3 separate regions of the Mus musculus genome follow, and all the other regions are linked to region 1. The links are chromatin loops, found by intact Hi-C in ENCODE. Cell type or tissue: left cerebral cortex. All regions are shown on one strand.

What was found. Peaks named below come from ENCODE experiments on the same cell type or tissue, not always from the same donor. Only the 100,000 strongest peaks of a DNase experiment are listed, where the experiment ranks them.
Region 2: a loop joins it to region 1, with 2.3 times the contacts of the local background. A loop is called at or near these places in 2 of 42 quality-filtered maps.
Region 3: it touches region 1 in a loop (8-fold over the local background); 2 of 42 quality-filtered maps call a loop at or near these places.

Annotation. Positions count from the first base shown.
Region 1 is chr6:126,779,275-126,787,274 of GRCm38, forward strand. It overlaps Gm20190 (a long non-coding RNA gene), which reads left to right. Exons shown (of 3, transcript XR_003956519.1): 3 at 5,732-6,598. Among named protein-coding and RNA genes, the nearest start is that of Gm20190, 13 kb to the left of the region's middle. In left cerebral cortex, a CTCF peak has its summit at 4,899; a DNase peak (open chromatin) is centred at 4,557; H3K27ac peaks cover 434 bases.
Region 2 is chr6:126,560,069-126,568,068 of GRCm38, forward strand. It overlaps Gm33449 (a long non-coding RNA gene), which reads right to left. Exons shown (of 2, transcript XR_378038.3): 2 at 3,971-8,000. Among named protein-coding and RNA genes, the nearest start is that of Gm33320, 5.5 kb to the left of the region's middle. In left cerebral cortex, CTCF peaks have their summits at 1,823 (motif pointing left) and 3,966 (motif pointing right); DNase peaks (open chromatin) are centred at 158, 3,989, 4,408 and 7,459; H3K27ac peaks cover 3,027 bases.
Region 3 is chr6:126,701,575-126,709,574 of GRCm38, forward strand. Kcna6 (potassium voltage-gated channel, shaker-related, subfamily, member 6) reads right to left here. Exons shown (of 2, transcript NM_013568.6): 2 at 6,755-7,133. Among named protein-coding and RNA genes, the nearest start is that of Gm33581, 11 kb to the right of the region's middle. In left cerebral cortex, CTCF peaks have their summits at 820 (motif pointing left), 2,115 and 3,062 (motif pointing left); DNase peaks (open chromatin) are centred at 782, 2,154, 3,058, 3,564 and 3 more places; H3K4me3 peaks cover 224 bases; H3K27ac peaks cover 3,170 bases.

The DNA.
Region 1 (8,000 bases):
CATGTGTGCGTCTGCTCTGTTATGTCTAGGAAATTCTGTTTCCTTGAAGTCTTCCACCACTGCTGTCTCTTGCAGTCTTTCACCCTCCTCTCTCTGAGCAGTAAAGAGGGATGCCATCCCACTTGGGGCAGAGCACTCCAATGTCTTCTTTTCTCTGCTTGCTCTCTACTTGTGGGTCTCTGTGTTAATTGCCATCTTCTTCGAGAAGAAAGGCATCCTGAGCACATATTGCAGGCAGATCATTATTATGGCTTTCAGGCCAATTTACTTAAAATTGTGAATTATTTCTAAAATTTTCCATCTAATGCTTTTGAACCATTTGACTTGAAGAAACCAAATAGGTTGAACAAAACCACAGAGAAGGAATGGCTACCTACATAGATGGGGTAATTTGTGTTTGAATTTGTTAAAATCCTTTTATTTTGAAACAATTTCGGGCATAGGGAAAAGTCACAAAGAGAGCAAAAAGAATTCTTGTACAGCCTTTACCATCCATCCACGCTGTCTTATTACCTTTGTCTTCCTCACCATCCTTAGCTCTATCTACCTACCAGTCTAGCTATGGTCTGTCCCCACAGATAAAAACCTCAGAGATTATGTACCACCCCCCAGTACAGTCAGTGAATACTTCATAAAATCAAGGATTCTGTCTTTTATAGGCAAGGGCCGCATTCAGACCAGGAAGTGTATAGACACAGCACTACCATCTAAACAACAAGCCCCATTCAAAGGCCACCAGTCACCCACTGCTGTTCTAGGCAAAGGGAGAACGCCCTTAGTCTAGGGTCTTACCTAGGGCCACTGGGGGCATTATGGTGTCTTTAGTCTATTTTAAGACGGACAGTTCCCCAGTCTTTGTGGGGTTTGGGAGTTCTTGCTTTGTCTTGTCTTGTCTTGTCTTGTCTTGTCTTGTCTTGTCTTGTCTTGTCTTGTCTTGAGTCATGGTCTTATCATGTCACACCGACATATAGCACCAACTGGCCTCCAACTCAATCCTTCAGCCTCTTGAGTGTGGGATTCAGAGCAGACTACCTTAGACAACACCCTCAATTGTGGTTTAATTAATATTTTCTCAAGATTCCAGGATGAGGCTCTGTTTTCTGGGTTCCTGCTGCTGAGAAGGTGTATGATATCTACCTGTCCAACAACTAGTTGTATGAGCACTGGCTACTTAGTCAAGGTTTGCCAGGTTTCTCTGTATTTCCCATCTGATGTTAATGTGTATCTTCTGGGAAGTTACTTTTTCATCATATGGTATCCTGTTTCTTAGCACTCACTAGTTTTTGCCCATTGATAATGATTCTTGCCTGAGACAATTTCAACCTCTGTGAAAGGCTCACTCCCTTCACACCCGTGCATCAATCCAAAACGACTTTGTGGGTTTTCACTTTATTCTGTGGTGCCGTCTATTGTGAAATGGACTTTAATGTTTGATTGGCTCTAGTGCTCAAACTGTCCTTGACATTGCCAGTGGGGACTCCTTCAGTCTGGCCCCTGTGATTTGTGACCTCTCATCCTTCCTTGAGCAACTTGTTACCTGCATCACAGGAATGTGTCCCAGCACCAGCCAGAAGTTAGCAATATCCCCCAAGGAGCACTAACTCCACAGTTAGAAACTATATCTAACTACAGTCCACACTTGTAATTCTAGTACTCGGGAGGCTCAAGCAAGATCAGTAGTTTAAGGCCAACCTTGGCTATATAACAAGTTTAAGGCCAGCCTAGACTACTACATGAGCCTTAGTTTCCATCCCAGAAAGCCACCTAAGGGTGGAAGGAGAGAACCATCGCCCAGAGTTGTCTTCTGGCCACCATACACGTATTGTGCGTGCATGTGTGCATACATGGCATAAACACACACACACACACACACACACACACACACACACATGCACACAGACACACACAGACCCATAAACACTAGTAAAGTTAAACAAACAACAATAAATTAGAAAATTGAGATTCACTTTTTGTTATCCATTTGAGGGTTTTGACTCTGACTTTATGTAATTTAATTTTGGAAATTTAATTTTGAAGCATTGCTCTAAATGTCAAAGCTACATGACAACGTATAGTTAGGAGAGTGTCGCCTCTGGGCACATATTCCTTCCATCCTCTTTCACACCCGAGTCCTTTACACTGTATTTCCGGCCATCAGCCATTACCACCATATTGTTGGGGATTAGTTCTAATGCTTGGTCTTAATTTGGCTCCCAAAAGCTGTGCTTCCAGATGCTAAGGGTCCCTGCCCCCAGCTGGCTCTGATTGGTAATAAAGAATTGCCATACAGTCAATGGCTAGGCAAGGAGACAGATGGGACTTTTAGATTGCAAGGACAAGGGACCAAGGAGGAAGAACAGACATAATCACCATAATGGAGTAAGAACAGATTTAAAGGCCTGCTGACATGTAAGATTCAGAGAAAGTGGCCCTAAGGGCCATCCCTCTGGTTGGGTCTGGGGTAGCAGAGATGAAATATAGATTTTAAAAGATGTTAACTCAGGAATACCAGAGGGGAGTATGTGCCAGCCCAAGGGAAGTTTAGAAGTGCCCAGCCATTGAGAAGGTCAAGGCATAACAGAATTAGCTGGTGTGTCTTTCATTCATGAATCCAGAGCTCTTGGGTGGGTGCAGCACACACATGACCCACTGGGAACCAAAGCAGATTAACTAATTCACTTCTACACTATATTTCGTTACTTTCTCCTTTAGCTTTACTTAGTTGGGTTTTTTCCCCCTCCCTGTTCTTTTATACAAGATCTTGTTGCATAGCTCAAACTGGCTTCAAACTCACAATCCTTCTGCCTCACCCTTTCAGGTGCCGGATTACAGTTAGGAGAGCCTCCACATCCAGCTTTAGGCTTTTGTTTTGTTTTGTTTTTCTTGTGTAGAAATGAACATTACATGTATGCATTCCCTTTATTTATCAAAAGATAGCTGCAAGACACAACTTTCACCTTCTCCTCCTCCTCCTCCTCCTCTTCCTCCTCTTCCTCCTCCTCCTCCTACTCTTCTTCTCCTTCTTCTTCTCTAAACAAAACACACTGCTTTTCCCTTTCTATCAGACACAAATGTCGCTTGCTGGCTATTACGGCTGTACAGGCAGCCCTGTGTGTATGTTTCTGACTGACTGATCTAATGCTAAGGCACCAAGTTCACCTCCATATTTTTCACTTAGAATCAATACTCAAAGGATTGCTTTGTGCATGGGTGTTTTTATTTTTTTCTTTTCCATTTGTTTGTTTTCACATCTCATGTCTGTCTGCTGTATCTAGTGCAGTGTGCGTGGTGTGTGTGTGTGTGTGTGTGTATGGTGTGTGTCTGTGTGTGTGTGGTGTGTGTCTCTGTGTGTGTGTGTGCGTGGTGTGTGTGTGTGTGTGTGTGTATGGTGTGTGTCTGTGTGTGTGTGGTGTGTGTCTCTGTGTGTGTGTGTGTGGTGTGTGTGTATGGTATGTGTGTGGGGGGGTGTGTCTGTGTATGTGTGTGTGTGGTGTGTGTGCATATGTGTGGGGGGGTGGTGTGTGTGTGTGTGTGTGTGTGTGTGTATGTGTGTAGGGTGTGTGTGTGTGTGTGTGTGGTGTGTGTGTGTGTGTATGGTGTGTGTGTGTATGGTGTGTGTGTGTATGGTGTGTGTGTGTGTATGGTGTGTGTGTGTGGTGTGTGTGTGTGTATGGTGTGTGTGTGTGGTGTGTGTGTGTGTGTGTGTATGGTGTGTGTGTGTGTGTGTGTGTGTGTGTGTGTGTGTGTGCACGAGTGCACGCATGTATGGATGGGATCAGTTCTCTCCTTCCACTGCACACCTTCCTGGAATCACACTCAGGTTGCCAGGCATAACAGTAAATAGCTTTACCCTCTGAACTATCCTGGCAGCCCATTTTCTTAATTTTGGAGATAAATTTCTAGAGGTGGAATTCCTGGCACATTGAGAAAACACACATAACACTATTTTTAGATAGTGCGAATTAGCCCACCAGGGAGCTGGCATGAGCTTGCATCCCTGACAGGGATGTGTGAAATGACCTGTTTCCCACCTCCCTGCCCAAGAATGTGCTGTGTAGTATTTGTCATTCACCAAGTTGACTGGAAAGTTACCTTTGGGCACCTCCAGTTGGTTCCCCACTGGGAATGAAGTCAAATGTTTTTTTCCATGCATCTGAGGATACTATATCATTGGCCATTCTGCAGCAGACCCCAGGAACCTACAGCCCACACACAGGATCCTCCCCACTCTCCCACCTATGTGACCACTCCACCATAGGAGAGGGTGGCCATCCAAAGGCACCTGCAGGAAGAATGAGGTGTTGGGCTTTGAGAATGTCACTTGTATGTCTGCTGCCTCTTTCGAGACCGTCCAGACAGGGAGGGAATTGAGGCCACCTGGGTAGCTGTGGAGCTTCTGGGATGAAGAGGATCCAGCCTCTCACGTGGCCCAGCCCCAGACAGTCTGGAGGAGGTGTGGGGCAGTGGTGATAGTAGCTGTCAGGAATGAAGGCTAAACAGCGTTGGCGGAAATCAGAGATAAACTTTCCTCCTGTGTGCTGTCTCCACAGCACAGCCAGATGATGCTGGTTATTTCGAGAAGTTTCCCAGAATGGAGCTTGATGCATATCACGATCTTCCAAGGCAAGCTGGGGACGAGGCTTCTGAGTTTCCACTGTTCTTCCCAGCAGACACCCTGACATGTGCCCAAGCCTCCCCTCCGTGAAGCATGCTGACGTCACAAACACTCACCTGCCACTCACCCTCTCCCTGTCTGGGCAGCCGTGTGTCTAGTTGCTGTTTCCGCTGTAGGAACTACCTCCTGCACACACCAAATCCAAGTTCTGTGGGGCTCACTGGCTATTGGTGGCCCCGTTTTTCCTATGTGCTGTATGGTCTATATTTGTTGGGTACTATTCTCTAACACAACCCTCTAGGGAGCTGAGCAGTCCATCCTCATCTCCAGACACCATTCGGTTGTGTGGATTTTCTCTGGATGGGAGAGACAAAGGCAGGGTGTTGACAAGTCCTCCCTGTAGCACCACAGGAAGGTCAGACTTAAATTGCAGGGTTCCCCAGTACACACCCAGAGAAGAAAGAGAAGCAAAGAGTAGAGTTAGCCCGCCCTGTTGTATGTACAAACTCGTCATCTGTAGCTACAATGCCTCACAGCGATCAAAGGCCAGCTCTGCACTCAGCTGGAAATCATGGCTACATACGGCCCCCACTTCCCTCTGCCAAGTGCCTGCCTTTGAACTTCTCCACCCTTGAGTCCACAAACCCTTCAGGGCCATTCTTCCTTATTGTTCCCTTGGTCTTCAAAAGGTGGTGGGGGGGGGGGAATAGATCAGAACCACACAGAAACCTCAGCCCATTTACCTCGCCCTTCTGAGCGGTACCCTTCCCCATCACTGTCTGTTGGGCTTTACTGCAGAACTGAGGAGTCCTCGCTTCCCATATACATAGCACGGGACCTTGAGCAACTTTCATAACCTCTTCAAGTCTGATTTCTATGTCCCTGAAATGGGTTTAGAAGTAATGTGGCTGGAATTGAGGGCTCTGTTCCTTGAGTGTTCTATGCTAGATACAAGGAAGTTATATGATGGGTCTCAGTCAGCTTGGTGTACCCACTTCGTCTTCTAACTAGGAGAGAGAGAGGAGGGAGGGAGGGAGGGAGGGAGGGAGGGAGGGAGGGAGGGAGGGAGGGAGGGAGGGAGGGAGGGAGAAACTGATCCTTCTTTTTCTCCTGCAGCCTCTCCACCCTGCTCAGTTCCTCTTTCCTTCTTTTGGCCACAGCAAGCAACTGGAAACCTCACAGTCTGGACCATCTGCTCTCTGGACCTGGACACCTTGCAGTCTGTCTGTCCTATCTGTCCTCTGGGCCCTACCTTTGCTGCTGGCCTTCTTTCCTCTCCTCTTTCACACCTAGCACCAAGCCTCTCCCAGCACTAAGCCTGCCTTGGCCAGGTGATTTTTCTCTTTCCCTTCTTCCCATCCCTGATACCAGCACTCACTCACAACACAACTGTGTAGCCTAGCCAGCAATCCTGGCCACACACTACATACACACACACACACACACACACACACACACACACACACACACACACACATGCTGCTGCTGCTGCTACCCTCTTAAGGAATCCATCCAGTGTAGGTCATGGGGAACTACCTCTGGGTTCTAGGATGCCATCCTGCTGCCCCAAGCTCCCTTCTCCCACAGACCATAGTAAGATGTACCTACCACAGTCAGGCTCAAAGAGCACCTGCAGCAGCCTGGCTTCCAGGAAGCCCGTCCGTCTCTCAGGGTTACCTACTGCACCTGCAGAGCAGAGCACTCTGTCCCAACGTCATCTCCATTCCTAGGCACTTAACTGACTGTTCAGGTCGCCCTTCTGTTTCACCTGTATCTTCACAGAATAGCTACCACCTTCCTCTAGATGCTGCCCCAAGGATACCCTCAAGGGAGCTGCCCTGTCTCTCTTTCACCCATCAGCAGTCCCTCTGTGCTCTGTCCAGCCATAACTGGTACTAAGAACATTCTGTCTAACACTTTGTGTTCCTTTGTATTCTCTGTCTCTCTATCTGTGTCTCTGTCGTTCTGTCTTTTTCTGTGTCTCTCTGTCGGTCTTTTTCTGTGTCTCTGTCTGTTTCTTTCTGTCTGTCTCTGTCTCTCTGTCTGTTTTTCTCTGTGTCTCTGTGTCTGTCTCTGTCTCTCTTTCTCTGCCATTTCTACTATTTTTAAATATAGCTGTCAAGGAGTTGTATTGCTCTGAAGAGACACTGACCGTGGCTACTCTTATAAAGGAAAACATTTAATTGATCTGGCTTACAGTTTCAGCGATTTAGGCCATTATCATTGTGGCAGGAAGCATGGCAGTGTGCAAGCAGACATGGTGCTAGAGGAGCTGAGAGTTCTACATCCAATCAGCAGGCAGCAGGAAGAAACTAAGACACACTTCCTCACCAAGGCCACGCCTCCTGATCGTGCCACTCCCTGTGGGCCTATGGGAGATATTTTTATTCAAGCTGCCACAATATCCAAACAAATATCACAATATTTGAAGATAAAAAATCCCTAACCCAAAGCTTAACTGCAGCATCCCTTTCAGCCATCAGTCAGTGGCTCCCCTCCTTCAGAATCCAGTCCCTAACATACATACGGATCTAATTCTCAGACAACAGGGTGATGCCACACAGTAGTTAGGATCCTGTGCCCTGATTCCAGACAGTTACTCTGCTGTGGATCTGGGGGAAACTATTTCCTTGTGCTTCAGTTCCTTCATAAGTGGAGTAGTTGACAGTAAAATCTTCTAGGTCATGTGCAGTCTGATTTCAGTCATGTGGCAGATGCTCAACAACTCTTGGCTATCATAACTTATGATGACCTTTTAGACAAACTCAATGACTTATTTTCAATATTCCCTCAGCTTCTATATGACATATTGGGACAGTGAGCCTTACCTCAGCTGGATTCCTTGACATATTTATCTGGAACTCTCCTCCCTCTCCCCCTCCCTCTCCCCCTCCCCCTCCCCCTCCCCCTCCCCCTCCCCCTCTCCCTCTCCCTCTCCCCCTCCCCCTCCCCCTCCCCCCTTCCCCTCCCCCTCCCCCTCTCTCCCTCTCTCTCTCTCTCTTGCTCTCAGTATATGTGTGTGCATGCGTGTGTGTGCATGTGCACGTGTGTGTGCGTGTGTGTGTTTATTTGGGGGTACTGCCTACTAGTTTTTTAAATGTTCTTTGTGTTTCTTTCACCTTTAAGACTAGAATGTATGCTAGTTTTTTGACCTAGGGAAACATTTTTTAACTGGAAGGACTCATGATTGGGTAGCACAATTTGTAAGTTGTACCTAAAAAAATAAATAGAGTAGTAGGATTGAGCATCTAATCAAATTCCATTTCCATATCTGAATGTTTCTGCTTCTAGGGCATAATGTAGATAGGAAAGGGCTAGAGAGAAAGAATCGACTCAAATTAATCTAGCATTAGGCAATATTCCAGGAGCCACCTAATCGCCTTCT
Region 2 (8,000 bases), 220 kb before region 1:
TGGGGGCTGGATGGGGCTGTGGTCTCTGGCAGAGAAGAGAGAGCTAATTGTAAAAGCCGCTCGCAGGTGCCTCCGAGGGCATTCCTGCCAGCTTCGTGGCTGCAATAACGAGTTTCTGAGCATTGTGGGCTATTCCTAACAAGGATAACTAAATCATTCATTTCATTACCGACAGAGCTTGGCAGATAATTGTGCAAGAGGCAATTATCATCACACACATTCCAGGAAGGAGCGTGACCGGCTGATCCTCAACAGCAATGCAGAAGGAAACAGGAGACAGGGCTGAAAGCACTCTGGCCTCCTGCCTGAGATGAGCTGCTTCCAGGCTTTATGAAAGGAAGGGGGAAAGAGAGAGGGCCACAGGAGAGAGAAAGGGAGAGAAGGAAATAGGCAGGGAGGGGGAGGAAATGAGAGAGAAGCAGAAAGGAGGGTAGAAAGAAAGGAAAATTCAATTTGGGAGTATCAGGGGAGTAGGGGGGGGGCCAGTGACTGGGGAGAAAGAAAAGGAGGAAGAGGGGCAGGAAAGAGTGAAAGAGAGAGACTGGAAGAGAGGAAAGGGGACACAAGTGAGAGAGATAGAAGAGAACCAAGAGAGGCATGGAACAGAGAGGGACAAAAGGTCAGAGGGAGACAGGGAGAAAGGGCAGAGAAATCAAAGAGAAAGGGGAGCTGGGAGGAGCCATAGGGAGATGGAGGCTGCACCTGGCACAGAGGTCTCTCTACTCTTTCTGTCCTAATTACTGTAGCCTGACCTCTTTTGTTCCTGTCTCTGTCTCCCTGCAGGCCTGATTGTCACAGGCTTGCCATAGCAACTTACTAAAAATCTAATTTTGTCTCATTAGTCTCTTGATTGAGAAATCATCCTGACTTGATCATATCCATTGTCTATAGCTTCCAAGCACAGCTCTGACCGGTGCCAAAATTCTCCCTGAGTGTGTGCACAGAGGCTGGGATAAATACAGTGTTCTGTATGTGTGCTATGGAACACTACTCAGTCATGCAAAGGAATGAAGGTATGTGCTACCATGCAGATGAACCCTGAATATTATGCTACATGAAGGAAGCCAGCCATAGAAGACCAGGCATCACAAGATCCCCACTAGAGGAAGTGTCCAGAAATGGCAGGCCTGCTTATAACTCTCAACAGAGGGACATAAAGTTGACCAGTGGTCACCTTAAGACAGGAAAGAGAAGAGAGAGGGAAATGGGGGCATCTGCAGATGGGATGAGGTTTCTTTGGGGGAACTAATGGGAACAGTCTAGAATTAGTAATGATGGCCGCATTACTCGGTGGCTCCACTAACAGCCACTGAATTACACTCTGTGAGAGGACAAATCTCGTGGAATGAAAATAAAATCCTTCTTTGATTCAAAGTATGGTGTAAGGTGGGAGTCACCAAAGGCTGGACAAATATGCAGCTATACACTTCTCTCTTCTCTCATGTGTGAATGCGGTATGGCTAGTTGTTTCAGGCTGTAGCCACTGTGACCTACCAGCAATGGTGGACTATAACCTGGAATTATGAGCTTAAAACAAAACAAAACAAAACAAATACAAAACAAAACCCCTCTTCCCCAAAAGTTTCTTTTTGTTAGGGTTTTTATCATCACAGCAACACAAATGAAACTAGGGGGAAAAGCATTAGAATTTCCTAAATGAAAATTATATCTGGGTAGGACAGCCCTAACAAAATAGATCCTGACTCTTAAATCTGTTGGGAATATAGCCACACCATTTTATGAGGGGCTCCTTACATCAGTCCTGTAATTGGCTATTGTCACATGTTAACGTGGTGACACCTACTGGCAGCAATCAGTGGCACACTTCCCACGATTCCTGCTTTTCTGAGGCTTCTTGCCACAAAGACCCCTCTTTGGGTTAGGTCATGTGACCTTCCTTAGCCAACGTGACATAATTGGAATGTCATAAGGACACACATATTGGAGTGCAGCCCACTGCAGACCTCATGTATCTCTGGCAGCCTTGAGCCACCAAACGAAAGGTCCAGTGACCTAAGTGGATTCACCACAAGAGAGAAATGCCTGGCCAGCCTCTGGCTCGTTCCACCACCCAGCAGAGGATCAGACATGTGTGCGAAGATGCCACCATGGACATTCCAGCCCCAGTAACAATCAGATTAAACAGAACACCTGCCTGCATACAGCCCCATACAGCCTCAGAACACAAGGGAAACATCATGCTATTGTCTTCCTAAGCCATGCAAATGCAGGCTGTGATATAACTACAGATGATCAAGACACTGGTACACAGCTGGATCTGAGTGAGATGTGTCGGGCTCATTATTAAGAGTTTATTTCCTTCTTTTGATGAAAGGAGATGTATCTTTAAGCCACCTTTTGAAGAAGCCAGACCAAGTTTGGCTGGGGTAGAGTCCCACATGGCGACAAAAAGCCCAAGGGGCCGCATGCTCCAGTTCACTTGTGACTCGTGAGCTCCAGGACCATGGCCTTAGGGAAACAGGCTGAACTGGGATTTTCAATGTCATGACCAAGGTCACAAGAGTTCTAAGTAGAGGAAGCGGGCTCCAACTGTCTAACACGCTGTCTTCCCCATCGCTTCCTACACTGGTGTTTAATTATTGGCACCACATCAAAACGGAATATGTATGGAGCCAGGAATCAGACCCTGGCTAATGATGGTTGAAGCTCCCTGTATCTCTAAGGAAAGAAAAAAGTTGGGGAGCCCTGCTTGAGCACACAACAAATACCACACTGGATGGAATGATAACTCCAGTGTACTTAGGCTAGTTTGTGTACATTTATGGGAAAACAAGAGGACATTTTTAGTGTTCCAGATTTCTTGATGTCTATTTTTCATGTGTCCAAGGTGACTCTTTGATGTCTCTGTGTATTTGAGACGATAACTACATCCAGCTAATTCACATCTCTGTCTCTTAGCTTATGTGTCATAATGCTAAGAATATCTTAGGACATCAAAGTTCACAGTCACGTTATAGCCATGATCTCTGCTCTCTCCACCAGGCCTCTCCATCCTGTTTCACACTCAGAACTCACTAAAATATTGTTGCCAGTCCCACCTCCAGCCTGCTCCACATTCTGTACATGGGAGGAAAACTTTAGGTATCCAATGTAAATGGACTCTCTCTCTCTCTCTCTTTCTCTCTCTCTCTTTCTCTCTCTCTCTCCACCTCTCTCTCTCTCTCTCTCTCTCTCTCACACACACACACACACACACACACACACACTTTACCCTTTTCAATAGACACTATAATGATTCTAGGTCTTGCTACACTGCACAGAGTTAAAAGGAACACCTTGGGCAAGTGGTTCTTCAACATGCTAACTTCATTTCCTTTGGACACAGGCATGACCCTGGACTGGGATAATGTAGATCTGTTTTTAACTTGTTTTTAAAAACAAAACACTGCATATCCACAAGCATATCCATGTTCCCACCAACAGTGTCTGGCCTCTGCCTTCTCAGATCCTCAGCCATGCTTGCTAGCCTTTTTGCTCTTGATCATAGGTGGTCTAACAAATGTGTGGGGAGAATGCCTGACGTTTTGAGTTTATGTGTGTTTGGTGCCTAATGAGAGTACAGCTACCTCTTTAACTCCTAGAACCCAAGACAGGAGCAGCTACATCACCCTGTGGTCTCTTGCCTGGTTCTCGGCTCTTTGGGAGGTGCTTCTGTGTGTGCAATCACCAGATTTCACATCTTAGTGAAGAGGTGGGTGTCAAGTGGCTCTCTTAGCCACAGCTACATCCCTGCTGCTTGGAGCCATACTCTCACATGTAGGCACTCCATATTTGCTGAGTGAAAAGAAAATAAGCAAATAATTAAGTGGGTGAAATTCAAGACTAAGGCCTGGAGTGTGCCCCCACCTTGTGGCTCAGCTTGGATCTGCAACCCTTGGTGACCCAAAGTCAGTCTTCAAGTCTGGCCACCAGGCTGCCAAGCCTAGCAGGAAGTAGCTGTCGTCGTTCCTGACCCTGCCACGAGGGGGCAGATGTGTCCCATATTTTCAAGGCAACACCAGCCGCTCTGTCGCCCTAGCTGCAAAGGCACCTTGGGCATCAGGCTGAGGGAAATGTTAAATTGCTCTGCCAATATCCGTCCAGCTCAGGGACTGCTACATAGGTACTAAATGGGGCAGGGGTGGGGTGGGGTTATGAAATGGACATCTTGGGTCCTAACCCTAAGTGTGTTGGGCGCTGAAGTGAGCCTTACATATTCTGTTGTTGAGGCAGCGGGATCCCCTAACCAAAGCACTGAAGCCCTCTCCATGTTTTGATTCCAAGCAATGTCACCAAAATGGAGAGGTAGTGTTGAGTCAGCTCCTACACGTTGCTGCTTCCTACAGAAGGAGGCAGGATAACCAACCAGGAAGCTGCTGAGGCGTGGATTAGTAGCATGTGTTGTCTGGCTGGGCCAGTGAACTGTCCTGGGTGCCTGTGTCCTTGTCTCACTTCAGCTGGTCCCTCAGGCATCTCAAGGCAGGCGATGAACACAGTGATGCTGCATTTATAGGTCAAGGGACTGAGAATAAGAATGGCTAGTTAACCAGCTGATAGGCACTCCACTGGAATGTGACTGGGCTGGGATTGCAACCCAGGCAGGCCGTCTGGCTTCTGCCCACCGTGAGACTAGGGATTTGGGAAGGCATGAAGTCTGAGACTTAGAGGTGGCAGTTGAACACCGGGGGAGGTTGAAACATACAAACACCACTGACTGCCAAACGTCTTACCTCTTTTAATGCTCGAAGTCAATCTCTAATCTGACCAGGGACCTGAGCACATTCAGGCCCTTCATTCCCTCAGATGGGATGGAAGGAGCTAGCATCTGGGAAGGCCCCTTACCTCATCTCTGGAGGTGGAGGTAGAGGGGGAGGGCGATGCTGTCACCCAGCTCTCTGCAATCTGCCACACTCGGGGAGTTCTAGTCTCTATTGCTCTTTGGAAGTCACCTCTATACCCTTTCTCCCAGCTCCTAGAGATTCAATTCTGGCTGCTCCACTGTCCAGAAATGACAAGGGTGGGTATAAAGAAAACTAGACTGTGTGCCTGAAGTAAAATATGCCCTCAGCTGCTCCCTTTCAAGGGTTTGGGAGGACTAACTCAGACCTAAAGGGAAAAGCTTCAGGCTGGTCTCTCTTCCAGCGCGGTATCCCTCAGACCCTAGCTCATTCAGATGTGGAAGGGGGCAGGGCTCAGCAGAGGCCAAGGACAGGGACCTCGGCAGATAGCCTGGGTGAGTGCAGGCAGCTGGGCTCTCGTGAAGGTCAAAGTGGCAGAGAGGTCAGATGTCCTGAGAATGGAGGGCCTAGTCAGGCACGTTTCTGCCACTTAGTGGCTGAGAGGTAGGTGACTTCACTGTTAGGTCAAGGACAATGACATAATTTGTCACAGACCCAGAGAGCCCTCACTTCTTGGTCGCTGCCTCTAGAGTCAGGAGCAGCTTTTGTTCCCAGATGATAGAGTGGTAATAGGTACCTAGTCATATGGTTAGGGGCTCCCACTGAGCAAGGCCACTCTATCCTGCCACAGAGCCATTTCCTCTGCACTGACTGGCCTTTCTCCCTCAGGGAACCTAGCTTCTCCATCCCTGGTGCCTGTTCTGACCTGAGCTTGGGCCAACAGAGCTGTCCCTGCGGCAGCGACTGCAGAGAAGGCTTTGCAAGCTCATGCTCCCGCCTCTGTGGCACTGGAAGTTTCCACAAGGTTCTCTTGCTTGAAATAATGAGAAGTCCATACATAGGTTCTGCAGAACAGAAAGGAAGGGACAGGGTGGGAGAGCAGGCAGTATGTCTGTGTGCCATTACCATGGGTCAGATGGGCAGGAGCACTGAGGTGCCCACCTCTCTCCTGAAACACTGGCCTGACATTGTGAGCAAATGCATTTTGAAAGAGTGTGGGGTGGGGTGGAGTGGACATCAAAGGTGTCCAATCCTTGTCATCTGGGTGATGAAAACAGAGGCATGCCTGCTCCTTTCTCAAAATGAGCTCTCTGAAGCCTCTAGAAATGCAGGCCTTGCTTGCTGCAGTGTGACGGTCCATGGCACTCCTTTCCTTTCTGCAAGGAGAACTCAGGGACATCCCTCCCCTGTCCCTGACAAAGATGGCAATAGCCTCTGCCTCAGGGATAGAGGAAAAAAGGAGGTCCCCAGAGTCCACTGTGGCTCTCGGATAGCACGGTGTTCTGTGTCTTCAGAGGGTCTGGTCATCAGCTGGGGCTGGGTTTTCTCAGAGTAGAGGAAGCAAGATGACTCCTCAAAGGCTTTCTCAGAGTGTGAATTCAGTTACAAAATTAGGTTCCAAGTGATTTCTGATGGGGTGCGAGGGGGAGGGGGAGGCACCTAGGCACAAGGAAAAAAAAAATCTCATCCTACATGCCTCGGCATACCAAGACACCCTCAGGACTTCCTTTCTTCCAGATAAGAGTGGAGGGCAAAGGTCGCCAGCCTGACAGTTCTGTCGTCATCCCTACCAGAGACCAGGGGATGCTGATCTGCAAAGCCTCCCTCTAAGGGAAGCTGTGCTTTAGAGAAACAGGCGCGGAGACCTGTTACTTGATGTCCAGGGAATTGTGTGGTGGGACTTTGGTCTGCAGGGTGGCAGGGTTGAGAAGGACTGGGGCACCTTTAACAGTGTCTTAGAGGTTTACTGTTGTAAATAGACACCATGACCAAGGCAACTCTTATAAGAACAGCACTGAACTGTGGCTGGCTTACAGGTTCAGCCCATAATCATCAAGACAAGAACACGGCAGCATCCAGGCAGGCATGGTGCAAGCAGAGCTGAGAGTTCTACATCTTCATCTGAAGGCTGGCTTCATATGAGGAGACTGGCTTCCGGGCAGCTAGGACTAGGGTATTAAAGCCCATGCCTACAATGATACACCTATTCCAACAAGGCCACACCTCCAAATAGTGCCACTCCCTGGGCCAAACACATACAAACCATCACCGAGAGGTAGGAATCTAGGGGCTAGAGAGACAGCTCTATAGGACAAGTGCTTTTGAGCAAGCATGAGCATCACAGTCCAAACCCTAAGCACCCACAGAGACACTGGGTAAATAATCCCAGCACTCTGGAGGCAGATGGGGGGCGTCCCTGAAGAGGACCGGCTATCTAGACTATGTGTATGGGCAAGCTTTGGGTTCAAGTGAGAAACCTTGCCTTAATACATAAGATAGGGGTCCATCAAGGAAGATATACCCAGCATCCCCTCTGGCCTGCACATGCATGCATATTATCCATGTGTTCACTCGCATACGTGCAAACATGTAGGCACACAGGCCACATAATGCACACATGCAAAAATGGGGCTGTTTCTAGCAGAGGACCTCCAGGTCCATGCTGATGTGCCTTCCTTAGAAGCACTGAGAAGTTTCTCGTGGGTCTCTGGTTAGTTGTTGTGGGAAGGTTGTTATAAAAGCCCAGCTCCATCGCACTCTGTCTGAGGTGCGATCCTTCCTCCCCCTCATACTCCCGCCATCTGCCATGCGCTCTTCACCAGAGCCTGTGTCATGCTTTTCAGATTTTGAAAGCTCTAAAACTGGGAGTCAAATAAACTTCTCTTCTTTATAAAGTTAGCCTTCCTCGGCTGTTTCGTTACAGACACAAGAAGCTGACTACTACGTACAGGAGCCCTGGCCATTTACCTGGCCAGGGCTGACCTGGGATGATGGGAGGTTGGGAGAGAGGAACCATCCTTCCACTGGCTCATTCCATGTCAGAGAGGTAGAGGGCTGGGATACACTCCCAGACTGTCCCTAGGGTCAGAGCTGGCCTGACCTTTAGGATCGTGGACATAGCAAGCATGATAGTTCCGAGGCTCTGATTCTCTGTGAGATCCAAGCAAGCCAAACCTCCTCTGAATCTCATTGGTAACACCAGGCAATGCCCCTGGGTGTCCTGCTATGACAGTTCTTTGTTGTTGTTGTTGGCAGATCTCCCACAACCAACCCCCTCCCAGACAAGCCACTGCAGAAGGTTGGGAGGCAATGACCAAGTAA
Region 3 (8,000 bases), 78 kb before region 1:
ATACCTGATGCTCCTGTGGCGAGGAAAGAGTTGAATACCTGACATCACCTCATGTGGAGAAGACAGGGCTGAGACACGTCAGTTCCTGGTCACACCATCTGGATCTGCCCCTTTGGCCCTGGTGCTGTGCAAGGTGTGGGCATCCTCTGAAGAGATGCGCTCAGGGGCACGCAATGTGGACAGGGGCGCACAATGTGGACCATGAGCTTTTGCAAACTCAAGGCAGGCAAACCACTGTCTGGATCATTTTGTCTTCTTAACTCGAGGTCTGACTTAGTCTTTTTTACTACAGAATCCCTGGTTCCTCTCATCATAAGGACATGTACCCAGACCTCAAATTAACCCGTCCTGCTGCAGATTTATGTTCCCACACACCTGGGCAGGAAATGTCCTGAGCCAGCCAGTCCAGCTCCGCTGACATCTCTCACAAGCTTCACTCCCCCGACCCCGACACACACACACCCATATACCACTTTCTCCCCCACCCCCTACCCCGCCAAAAACAGCACAGCATCTTTAATTCTTCTCATAACAGCAGACAAGCACCTATTGCATAACAGAATTGATGTAAGGCACTTTGAGGAACGGAAAGGGAAACCAAGTGACTTGGGAAATAAACAGCCCCTCCCCTCCTCGCCAGGCCCGAGGTTCCTGATGGCATCTGTGCACATCCAGATTGCAGTGCTGTGCTGCAGCCCTGGAACAGTGAGCCTTGTTGCCGGTGTTCTCAAAGGCTTTGCTCAGCGGGCCGCAGTACTTTTCCTCTTCTCCGCAGCTCTGGCCGGGAAAACAATAACCTTGTCTCCCTCTAGTGGCCAAAACTCGCAAGCGCTCACCTGGGAGCCTTCTCTCAATCCTGGTAATTAACCAATGGTTCAGGCTCCGTTGCCTTGGAGACTAACTACTCGCTCATCTGTGGGGCTGACTGGTGCCTACAAGCTTAAAAGCCCATACACAGGTTTTGATTTTAGAAGTCCCTGAAACGCATGTACGTGACATATGGTCGTCATTGTGTTCCAAGTTTCATAGCACAGATTATCAGTCTCCTGACCTAAAGAATGACCTTTTCCTGGGAAAGATATGCTCATTCTTGGACCCAGCTGAGGTTACTTGATAGAGTGCTTACCTAGCATTCACAAATCCCTGAATTCTATCCCAAGTACCACCTAAACCTGGAGTAGTGGTGCGGGTCTGTAGCCCCAGTGGATTCAAAATAAACAAAAACAAAACAAACAAAACAAAACAAAATCTCTTCCCAGGAATCTACTGTGTCTGTCTTAACATCCGGCTTTGTAGCCCAGACGGTCCTTTAACTTACGGTTCTCCTGCCTCAGCCTCCTGTGTGCTGGGATTACAGGCACATACCTCCATGCTCAGGTAGGAATTTGCATTTTAATGCCTCCTCTAGATGACTGTGACCCACAGTGGGTTTTGTTCCTATTTAATTTTCAGAAACCTTGTGTGAGTACTACAGAGCTGACCAAAACAAATGGGAGGTACTTACCTCAGTCAATCATTACAAGCCATGCATCAATTTGAATAAGACCCCTTTCTCCTGGCTCCCCACCCCCACCCTGCTCCTCCTACTGATATCCAGCTCTTCAGAACCCATCATGGAAACTGGGGATGTAGCTCAGGTGGTAGGCTGCCAGGCCTGCCTGCACAAAACCCCAGCACTGCATAAACTGGGCATGGTAGTGCATGCATGCAACCCCAGCACTCAGAAGACAGAGGTAGAAAGATCAGGAGGAGATCAAGGCCATCCTTGTTTGACATCGTGAGTTTAAGGCTAACATGGGATACATTAGACCCTGTTTCAAACTTTTCAAGGGGAGGCCGTGATGATGCGCACCTTTGATTTCAGCACCCAGGAAGCAGAGACAGGCAGACCTCTGTGAATTTCAGATACCCTGCTCTACCTAGCATGTTTCAGGCCGGCCAGTGCTGCACAGTGAGACTTTGTCTCAAAAACACCCAAACAACAATCATTTATAAACACCTTCGAATGGAGGTGAGGCCACTGGAGAGTACCTGTGAAGCATACCACTTGGAATCTGAGAGGAGTGAAGATCTGAGCCCTAGAATGTCAGGCTCCACCCCAAAGCTCATTAAGGGGCCCCAGCTTGCAAAGAGTAAGTATGTCTGAAGAGGGAGCCAGACAGGGCAGCGGATGAGAGGTTGGTGTTTTGAGAAGATGCCTTTGTACCCGCCATTTTTAATGTGCTCCTCTATAAACTTCAGAAAGCAGGGGGCTGGCAACCAGAGAGCTATGATTCGGGAGATCAAGCACACATCCATTATCAGATGGAACCTGGGCACACCTGATGCAGATCCCTGCTTGACAAAGTGGGGAGCTGAGGCCATGACTCAGAGACTGGCCCTGGAGGGACCTTTCTCTCAGACCCCTTGTAAGACTGGTCCAGTTATCAGGCAGGAGTTCTCAATGATCTGACTTTGCTTCTTAGCCTGTTTAGAGCCCGTAAAACATGACCAACTGAGGTTTGTACTGGTGGATTGTTTTGCCAAGAGACACTTGATTTTTTTTTTTTTTTTTTTTTTGCTTTGTCATCTCTTGGTTCCTGGTTCTCCACAGAGAACAAACTGGAGCCAAGTCCCCTGGCCACCAGGCTTCAGTCTGGAATGTCATACTGATTCCTGATGTTCCCTTGGCCCTTCCAGGAGATTAAGAACAACCCACAGGAAAGGGCTCCAGAAACTACCTACCTGCTTCACAGGCAGGGGAATAAGGAGCCTTTGGTGACCTGGTTGCTTCCATATTCACACAGGATGTCTGAGCAGCCATGTTAACAGAGTACACAGCACCCCTGGGGCAGCTGTCAACCATTTATCTCTAGTCATGGGCAACATCAGGGCAGCTGTACATCAGGGATGCTTGGATGCATCCCTGCCAAGGAGAGAGTCTAACAGTCCCAGCTGAATGGCTATGTAGGCTGTGGCCCTGCATAGATTTGCACAAGACAGCTTTGGTTGGTCCTTCCGACCCGGGAGTGGCTAACTCAGGGGCTGCAGCAGCTTTGTGCATTTGGGAAAGAAAGTGGTTGTAGCTCCCTCTAGTGGACTGTTAACAGAAATCTGAAGAGAAGAAAGGTAGAAGAGGGACCTCACCTGCTGCTGGGTGCTGTCACTGCAAGAAATGAATTTGGTCTTCAGAGGAAAGACCACACCTTCCCTTCACACCCAACACAGAATGCCTTGGTAGCAGAGGCCGTTCTTACGATCAAGTGGCAGGCCCCCCAGAGTTGCAGGGTGGCTGAGCCCCTACCCAGGAGTTATTACCACTCGGCTATGAACAGGCCAGAGGCATTACTCTCTGAGGCTAGTTTCCTTCCATTTGCCAGGATGTTTAGAGAGCATTCAACCAGCTCAACTTCCATCCCTGTGGTGTTCTGAAATGCTGGGTGTCCGTGACTGACTCTCGGTGAACTCACAATTGATTGCTTGCCAAAAGAACAAGGTAACAGAGCTTCCCAGGGGTTCAGGGAGTCTGACTGCGAGCATGTTCACCAACTTTACCACGCCTTGCCGCCACAGTGATCAATCAAGGCTCCTTTCCCGCCTTTCATACACTCCACTCTAGAACAGAATGGGTTTTCTATTCTGAGGTCAAGCTGAAAGAGAACTGTCTTCTTCTGTGACTGAACAGGAAAAGGCAGCAGGCTGAAGCAGCCATCGGGGGTGTTGGCTATTATGAAGATGGGACTGAGCATCTCATACTAAGCAGGAAGAGAACATCCACAGGACTCATCCCATAGCAAGGAGAGTGAAGGTGATGGCTGATCCTTACACAGGCTCACAGCCAGTGAGTCGTCAACACTCTACTTATACTAACCCGTTTTAATCATCACAAAAGCCCTGTGTCATCAGCAGTCTATAAAGCCGCATCTGAATGCTAACCAAAGTCATCTGGTTATTATAAATGCCAGCTGCTAAATGCAGAATCTTAACAAGAGCTGAACCAGTGTGGCTCTCCCTAGGCAAGAGACGGCGCCTGTTTCCCATCGTGTGTCTATGCCTGCAAATGAGCTCATCCTGGTGGCCCAAGCCTCAGAGCTATGAATCAAGAAGAGACACTGGGGGGGGGGGTCACAGGTCATGTTGCCCATTTTTTAGGTGGGCTCATGGCAGAGAGAGGACATGAGGAGGCTTGGTACATGTCACGCAGAGTTGGTGCCACGTGTTCAGATGCTCATCCTACAGCTTTTTGCCTCTACCAAACGATAAAGCTACTAGGAACTTGATCGGATGACCAGAACTGAGATCTCACCTCATCCCAGGAACCTCTCAAGTCACCCAGGACTCTCTTGTTGCATCATTTACCTGCCCTGGAAACAGATAGAAATCACCCCTCGCAATGGCGCATGACCCATGCTGTCCTATGACCACAGACTTGGCATAAGCTCCCTGCACCCACAGTGCTTCTGGGGCTCTCCGGTTACTTCTCTTGGGTGTGTTCCACCACTTGGCTGAAAAGCAGGCTCACCGGACTGTAAGTCTGATAGAAGAGAGAGAAACGTGAGGAGAGGCGTGAAGAGCTGAGAGGGAGGCTGTGTGGAGGAGGAGAGTGAGAGACAGGGAATGACTCATGAGAACTCAAATGTATCCCATCTCAGGTCTAGGGTCAGGATGACAGATGGGCATGGTGACAACAGCTGCCCCCCTCCCACTGGCTTTCTGGAGAAAAGGGGGTGGAGCTGTCAAGTGCTCAGACTCTGATGCACCTGCTCTGAACACTGGGGAGGAAACAGGAGCCACTCCACTGATAGGAAGTCAATCAGAGCCCCCGACTCTGACTACGTGTGCATGCCTGTCCTTCAGCAGCAGTCCAGACAGTGGGACCCACGTGCTGGCATGCTGGCTGGACTGCCTTCCTTCCCTACATCACCTCAAACTCACAGCCTTGGCATCATCCTTGCTGCCCATCCTCGCACATCCTACATCCGACCTCTCGAGTTGGCGCTGCTTTCCCTAAGGATGCGATCTGCCCTTGTCTCACTGGCTCCACTGCAACAGCCCAGATCAAACCATCTGCCCTCTAATGTGTTCAGGCTCATCACTGGTAAGTCTGATAAAAATTAAAATGTAGTCAATCACTTCTCAAAATCCTGCAGGGACGGCTTCCCACTGTCTCAGAGCACAAAAGAAGTCCTATACGTCCCTGACTGGCCTGCCCCATCTTCCTGCCTCACAGCTCTCACTTCCCTGGTGATGGCTTGCTGATCTCCAGGCACTCCTCTCTGTGCCTGCAACACAGCAACCAAGCTCCTACATCTGCACGTGCACTGAGTGCATTATCTTCTCCTGTTATCGACACGGCTCACCCGATAACCTCTCGCACTTTAGTCCAGCACCACGTGCTCGATCAGCCTTTTCCTGCCTCTCTTTTCTCCATATTCCTATGTGTAGTAGATGAGCTCAGCTCCTGTGCAAATATCTATTCGTTCATTTTCCTAAGTGCCCGTCTTCCCTGCCTGCACGGAGCCCAATCTTATTGCTCTTATTCACTAGTGAATCTCTGGCAACTAGAGAAAAGAAATGCCCAACATGTAGCAGGTGCATGGAAAACAGCGAATGGACAAACGGTCAAATGCTAGGTTCAGGTGGAGAGTTAGACCCTTAGAGGAGATGTCAGCCACTGGGATTTTATAGCAGGAAGAAAAGCCTGGTTGTTGAAGGGATGTGTCTGTCTCTGCGGGCATGTGTTGGAGGTGTTTGACAGCCATCTTCACTTGTAATCGACAGTTTATGAGCACTTGATTGTTTGAATGTACGTTCTTTGGCTGTATTTATCAGCGAGAACCTATGCTTTTCCACTCATTCTCTCTGACACTGATCCATCTTCCACACTGGGTGTCCTGCTGAGTACCAGGCAGGCTGTGGCTCAGAATATAGTCCATAGAGTAGGGTGACCAGCCCCGATGTGAAAACAAGCCTAGGAGGACTTTAACATTAAGGAAGACTACCACGTGCACTCACCCTGTCCCCCTCCGCACCTGATCAGGAAGTAAATTAAGACCCACAGGGCCCAAATACTTGGGTGTGTGGCTACTGGTGAGGATGGCCCTCTCAAGAGACCCCAGAATTGTATAGGAGTGTTTGTTGGGGGACTTCTAGAAGTGACATTACCATTTCTCTCATGAGGAAAAGCAGTTGACTGTGGGCTTCAAGGACAGCAACAAGAGTTGCTAGAAGGGCTTGCATGGTGGTGCAAGTGCACGCACACACACACACACACACACACACACATACACATTGTAATTTCCGCATTGAAGAGCCCAATATGGGAAAATCATAAGTTCAAGATCAACTTTGTCTCTATAGAGAGTTCGAGGGCAGCCTGGGCTAGATGAGAAAGCCTGTTCCAAATAAGGAAAACAGAGACCGCTCTCACTGCCCAGAGAACCCTATGTATAATCTCAGGAGATCCTGGGAAGCCACTTGAAAGACAATTCTGACCTTGGCATCTGCTCTTCCATGTAGACTCAAGAGGCAGATCATGCTAGGCAATGGGCTCCCTCTCTGGTCTCCTTGGGAAACATCCCCTCACTGTGGCAATCTGCATGAAGCTGAAGGAGGCCTTCCCTGGTGGCCCACGGATGGCCAGCACCTGGGGTGACAAATGCTAGGAAACTGAGCAAACATTTCAGCCTCTCAGTATCTGCCTGCCTCTATCAAGGCCTGTGACTTGAGTGCTGGACTTAGCTGTTGGGGTTGTCACACAGCAGAAGACAAGGCCTCTGAGACTGTCATTTATTTATTAGTTACTCTTCCTCAGCCAGCGAGTGCCTGGGCGACTCTGCAGCACACTCAGGAATTCTTCCGATCCCAGATCATCCTAACACCTCCTCTCCTTTGATCAGACCAGCAACTCTCCTTCTCCTCCTCTGGCCCCACCCCAACACTCAGAATCCCATCGTTCACTGGCAAGGAGCCCCCCCCCCCATCTCAGCCTTTTCCTTTTCCTTCCGTCTCAGTCACTGCTTGTGGAAGGCCACCAGGGGCTGTCCGGCTGAGTTATTCAGTGGGGAGGCGGGGGTCTCATCCTCCAGAGAAGTTCAAGATCGGGTACTCTTTGGATGCATAGGTTTTCCAGAGTGGCCTCGTGCAGCACAACCCTGCAAAGGAGGAAGGAGAACGAGGGAAGTTCAGTTAGGGTCATGAGGGCAGAAACAAGGGAGATGTCATCGTGCAAATTAGAAATTGGCTTCTTGAGGCTGGAGAGATGGCTCCGCTTTTAAGAGCACTGCTGCTCTTGCAGAGGACCTGGGTTCAATTCCCAGCATCCACACGGTGGCTCACAATTGTCTGTAATTCCAGTTCCATGGGCTCTGACGCCCTCTCACAGGCATAAAAACACTGATGCCCATTAAATAAATAAACTAAACAAGTAAATAAATAAACAAATGATTTCTGGTAGTCATATGGACGACTACCAGATCTCTACTCTCCAGTTTGCCTGAACCGTCTCCCATCTTGTACTTTGACTCCAGAACTGTGCAGTTATAGCTATATAACTGTATAGTTATGAGCACAGGCAGCCTGAGGTCATTTCTTCATACTTAATCGAAGCCTGAACAGCAGCTAAGCATTCCCTAACCAGGTAACCCAAGCGCCCGGGTGCAGCTTCCTCGGGATGGAAACTGGGTTACACGTCACGAACTCAGTCCCTTGCTTCCCTTACAACCCCCACAGGTCAGCAGATCCAGCAAAGTTCCTACATCAATCGCCCACCAAGGCACATGTAAAACCATCTGATCTAGAGCTAACCATGGCTAGGTTAGCTAGAAAGCACTTGCCATGCAAGGCTGATAACCCAGGTTTGATCAGTGGGATCCATGGTGGAGAGAAAAGAACTGACTCGTGTAAGTGTCCGCTGACCTTAGCACATATCTGTGTGCGCTCTCTCTCTCTCTCTCTCTCTCTCTCTCTCTCTCTCTCTCTCTCCCTCCCTCCCTCCCTCCCACACACACACAACACACAAC